2 separate regions of the Homo sapiens genome follow, and region 1 is linked to region 2. Evidence: chromatin loops called from intact Hi-C (ENCODE). Cell type or tissue: PC-3. All regions are shown on one strand. Links, peaks and the distances in the headings refer to the core of each region. The heading gives the core; the rest is flanking DNA.

Evidence for each region. Hi-C counts contacts between places; a loop is a spot of excess contacts. Peaks named below come from ENCODE experiments on the same cell type or tissue, not always from the same donor. Only the 100,000 strongest peaks of a DNase experiment are listed, where the experiment ranks them.
Region 1: a loop joins it to region 2, with 14 times the contacts of the local background. A loop is called at or near these places in 5 of 110 quality-filtered maps.

The regions. Positions count from the first base shown.
Region 1 is chr10:5,786,112-5,788,917 of GRCh38, reverse strand. The region is part of intron 4 of GDI2 (GDP dissociation inhibitor 2); the gene reads left to right. Among named protein-coding and RNA genes, the nearest start is that of GDI2, 26 kb to the left of the region's middle. In PC-3, for the core only: no CTCF peak of the experiment used is centred there; no DNase peak of the experiment used is centred there; H3K27ac peaks cover 832 bases.
Region 2 is chr10:5,872,318-5,875,123 of GRCh38, reverse strand. All of the region lies in intron 7 of ANKRD16 (ankyrin repeat domain 16), which reads left to right. Among named protein-coding and RNA genes, the nearest start is that of ANKRD16, 16 kb to the left of the region's middle. In PC-3, for the core only: a CTCF peak has its summit at 1,488 (motif pointing right); no DNase peak of the experiment used is centred there.

The sequences.
Region 1 (2,806 bases), core at 306-2,805, 86 kb after region 2:
GATGGTGCATGCCTTTAATCCTAGCTACTCGGGATGCTTAGGTGGGAGTATTGCTTGAACCTCAGGGGCAGAGGTTGCAGTGAGCCGAAATCGCGCCACTGCGCACTCTAGCCTGGGCGACAGAGTGAGACTCCTTTTAAAAAAAAAAAAACATGCAAACCTCCAAAAATTTTTTCAGTACATTTATTGACAAGAAAAAATCTACATCAAGCTTGTCCTGTCTGTGGCCTATGGGCTGCATGTGGTCCAGGGTAGCTTTGAATGCAGCCCAACAGAAATTTGTTAACTTTCTTAAAACATGAGATTTTTTTTCACAATTTTTTTAAAGCTCATTAGCTATCGTTAGTGTATTTTATGTGTGGCCCAAGGCAATTCTTTTTCTTCCAACGTGGCCCAGGGAAGCCAAAAAATTGGACACCTCTGATCTACATAAAAAGTGGCAGTTCAGATGTGTTATTCAAGGGACAACTGTAAATACAGAAAGGCATATCCCATGGTGATCCATTGCTGTGGGGGAAAGAGGAAGGAGGGAGTGTGAGAAGGACGCTTTAAATAAAGTGATCTGGGAAGGCATCAGCATAGATAAATAGTAGTTGTAAAAAATTATCTACCTAGTAGGGACTAGGTGCAGTGGCTCACACCTGTGATTCCACACTTTAGGAGCCTGGGAGTTTGAGACCAGCCTGGGCAACATGGCGAGACCTTGTTTCTATGGAAAAAAAAAAAACACAGTAGGAAACACGTTATTGATTTGAACTTTTTCAATTAGGAGTTTTTCAGAATGAGCACTGGGTGTTTGAAGTATTTGTAATACAATTATATCTGGTTCTCATGCTGTTAACAGCTAGTCATTGAGATCACTATTTGGCGCCATGCATAGCAACATGGAATTAAGGGATGGAAAAACAGCCAGGACGTCTCTACTGTGCTGTGTAAAACAGGAGTGGCACTGATTTCTATCCCTCTCTGGGTAAGGATCAGGTAATGGAGGAAAATAAAGGAGAGGAAAGAGAAGGAAACATGATAGATTTTTATTTTGATTAAAACAAAAGTTGGTAACAGCAACTCAGGTTTCTATTAAATAAACAAAAGTTGGGAGATACTCCAAAATAACTGTTAGTAATAGCTTTAAGTTCTGACAGGCTGTGCCGACCGGAATATGATACCTAAGTTTTAAGTGCATTGAAATAGTGATTCATGTTTCCTTTTGCCTGTCTTATACCCAGCTCTTACAACTACACTTGTGTCTTAAGTATAGTGCTGATGTGGTAATAGGATATTTCTATTCAGCCTTATGCCTTTACTGTGTGTACATTCTGTCCATTTAAAAGGCTGAATTGTAAATCTTAATTTTAAAAAATTAAATGTAGTCAGTTGTCATTAATAGCCTCATGTTTCTTTTTTTTTTTTGAGACGGAGTCTCACTCTTGTTGCCCAGGCTGGAGTACAATGGTGCAATCTCGGCTCAGTGCAATCTCTGACTCCTGGGTTTATCAAGCGATTCTCCTGCTCCAGCCTTCCAAGTAGTTGGGATTACAGGCGTGCGCCACCACACCCAGCTAATTTTGTATTTTTAGTAGAGATGGGGTTTCACCATGTTGGTCAGGCTGGTCTTGAACTCCTGACCTCAAGCGATCCACCCTCCTCAGCCTTCCAAAGTGCTGGGATTATAGGCGTGAGCCACTACGACCTGACCAGCCTCATGGTTTTAATTTTCAGTTTTGTTGGCTGGAAAATGATCTTGGATGTAATATTAAATCTATCAAAACATTAAGCTGTCAATAGAAACATTTGAGAGTTTGTTTTTAAAACTGTAGTTGTATTTTAAAAATAGCTGTACAGCTTAGGAATGGGGGGAGAAGGGAGATAAAATCAGAAAATTTTCTTTTTTGTTGGCTATTTGTCTATCATCTATGATTAGTTGAAATACAGCCTAGTAATAAAAGCTGAGGATTTATAAAGTGGTAATTTGTAGCTTCTTCATCTGTTTTTTAGTGTAAAATGCAGCGAATTGGTTGCTTATGTAGGACTTCAGTAAAATAAGTGACTAGCAGCAGTAGCAGCAGCATCGAAATTTTATCGAGGTCAATTTGTTCTTGTTATCTTAAGCTGTTATCATTAAGTGCCCGGTTGTATCTTAGCATACAGAGGCGGAAAAGCAAGAGCATTCAGAATTTAGGCAATTGGCTGAGTGTAGATCAGAGTTGTCAAAGGGAGACTCTTCAGATGGGTGGCTTCATGGATACTTGTTCAGAGTCACATTTACCTTGTACCTAGTAAGAAACATAATTTGACATTTTTCATTCAGTTAAGTAGTAGTTTTAATTACTTGTAATTGTATGGTAGAATTGAAGACTTTATAAGTAACCTGTTATAATCGTGTCAGTTTAAGGTGTTGTGAAACTGGAAGCCATGCTGTCCAAACTCCCATATCTTAAATTGCATCCTGCATTTTAGGCGCGGTGGCTCATGCCTGTAATCTCAGCACTTTGGGAGGCCGTGGTGGGCGGATCACCTGAGGTCAGGAGTTTGAGACCAGCCTAACATGGTGAAACCTTGTTTCTACCAAAAGTACAAAAATTAGCTGGGCGTAATGGCGGTTGCCTATAATCCCAGCTACTCGGGAGGCTGAGACAGGAGAATCGCTTGAACACGGGAGGCAGAGGTTGCAGTGAGCTGAGATTGCGTCATTGCACTCCAGTCTAGGCGACAGAGCAAGACTCTGTCTCAAAAAAAAAAAAAAAAAAAAAAATTGCATCCTGCATTCCGCAGTTGATAACAAGGCATGTTTAAACTTTGCTCTCAT
Region 2 (2,806 bases), core at 282-2,781:
CCTCCCACCCCCCGCAGTCTGGCGTCGTTGTTGCTGCTCTGTGCAGACTCTTCCTTTCAGATACCAGTGACGTCCTGCTTGCCATTTCAAGTGATGTACTTTTAGCCCTTAGATTACTGACCCTTTCAGTTCACTTACTGATCACTACCCCTTCTGGACTGTTGCCACATGCAATAATGCACTCCTGGGTTTTTCTTTCTGCCTTTTCCTTCTCTGCCTCTGCACTCCTCTGTCAGGCTGGCCCTCCGTGCTCATGCGTACCAGCTTCTGTCTCCAGCATCTCCGTCATTCTGGATTTTCTCCTGAAGCGTTGTCGTCCATGCCTCGGGTTTCAGCTACACCCTAATGTCAGTAACACTCAGATCTCTCTCTAGCCCTTACTTTCCACTGCCTGCTTACGTTTCTGCATGGATGTTCTGAGGCCATCTCACATTCAGTTTATTCAAAACCCAGCCTTCCCCACAACCCACTGACATACAGGCCTGCATTCCTGCCTTGGTTGGTGGCATCACAGCTCACCCAACCTGTGTTGGAAAGCTGGGGGTCAGTCATGACTCCTCCCTCTTAAGGAGTCCCTGCAGAGGACAGCTGCTGGGCGGCTCTCTAATCTGCCTGTTCCACACCATCCCTACTGCGACTCCTGCCCAAGCTCTCTCACTCTCCTCCTAGAGAGTGGCAGCCATGTCTTAAATACACCTCTCCAAGTCCTCAAATCCACCCTCCACATGGCTGCCAGGGCGTTCTCACTAATGTGACCAAGGGCATTGATTGCCAATTGTGGCTTAACCTGCCTCCCAGAGCACGTACTACACTTGCCAGGATTTCTGATTGCCTTAACTAACACCCACTTCCACCAGGGCTGTCAGCTTGTCCTAAAAGCACACCCGCTCCCATGGTGAGTGTGTGTTACTAAGCTCAATCAAAGCAGAAGTCTCGCCCAGGCACGATGGCTTACACCTGTAGTCCCAGTATTATGGGAGGCTGAGGCAGGCAGATCACAAGGTCAGGAGATCGAGACCATCCTGGCCAACATGGTGAAATCCCGTCTTTACTAAAAATACAAAAATTAGCCAGGCGTGGTGGCACCCGCCTGTAATCCCAGCTACTTGGGAGGCTGAGGCAGGAGAATCACTGGAACCCGGGAGTTGGAGGTTGCAGTGAACCAAGATCACCACTGCACTCCAGCCTGGCAACAGAGCGAGACGCCGTCTCAAAAAAAAAAAGCAGAAGTCGCTGAAAAGAGATGCAAAGAGGTAAAAATTGTAATGACCTGAAAATAGCGAGGACCTAACATATATTACCAAAAAAACTTACACGAGAAAATACACAAGACAAGAGGGAAAGGATCACAAAATGGAAACGAGATGGCAAAAGTCAGGCTAAAGAAGCTGGAGGGAACTATAGGGAGGGTGCTCAGACAGTGAGAAGAGGGAGGAGCAAGCACTGAATTTAATTTAACCCAGGACGTTGCTAGAATCCACCAGCAGGTGGCAGACCAGAAAAATGTCCCTTTTAATCTCCCAGACTTTTGTTTGTAAGGCCTATTGTAAAATACAGAAGATAGTAAAGGAGAAAACAAAAATAATCTATAGTTCCACCACCCAGATGGAACCACTCTTATTTTCCCTTAGTCTTTAAAAATGCATATAGGGCTGAGCACGGTGGCCCCTACCTATAATCCCAGCACTTTGGGAGGCCGAGGCGGGCAGATCACTTGAGGTCAGGAGTTCAAGACTAGCCTGGCTAATATGGTGAAACCCCATCTCTGCTAAACATACAAAAATTGTCCAGGCGTGCTGGGGACGGTGGCTCATGCCTGTTATCCCAGCACTTTGGGAGGCCGAGGCGGGCGGATCATGATGTCTGGAGATCGAGACCATCCTGGCTAACACAGTGAAACCCTGTCTGTACTAAAAATACAAAAAAGTTAGCTGGGCATGGTGGCATGCGACTGTAGTTCCAGCTGCTTGGGAGGCTGAGGCAGGAGAATTGCTTAAACCCGGGAGGCGGAGGTTGCAGTGAGCTGAGATCATGTCACTGCACTCCAGCCTGGGCGACAGAGCAAGACTCTGTCTCAGAAAAAAAAAAAAAAAAAGATTAGCCAGGTGTGGTGGGGCACACCTGTAGTCCCAGCTGCTTGGAAGGCTGAGGCATAGAATCGCTTGAACCCAGGAGGCAGAGGCTGCAGTGAGCCGAGATCACACCACTGCACTCCAGCCTGGGTGACAGAGTGAGACTCCCTCTCAAGAAATAAAAAATAAAATGCAGGGCCGGGCGCGGTGGCTCACGCCTGTAATGCCAGCACTTTGGGAGGCCAAGGGGGGCAGATCACGAGGTCAGGAAATTAAGACCATCTTGGCTAACACGGTGAAATCCCGTCTCTACTAAAAATACAAAAAATTAGCCGGGTGTGGTGGCGGGCGCCTGTAGTCCTAGCTACTCGAGAGGCTGAGGCAGGAGTATGGCGTGAATCCAGGAGGTGGAGCTTGCAGTGAGCTGAGATCGCGCCACTGCACTCCAGCCTGGGCAACAGAGTGAGATTCCATCTCAAAAAAAATACCTACATAAAAAATAAATAAAATGCATACGGTTGAGCTGATGCTGCACGTGCAGTTTTTCCCTTAACTTTGTTTATTTATTTATTTTGGAGACAGTCTTGCTGTGTCACCCAGGCCGGGGTATAGTGGCGTAATCTCGGCTCACTGCAGCCTGCACCTCCTGGGTTCAAGCAATTCTCATACCTCAGCCTCCTGAGTAGCTGGGATTACAGGCGCCCTCCACCATGCCTGGCTAATTTTTGTATTTT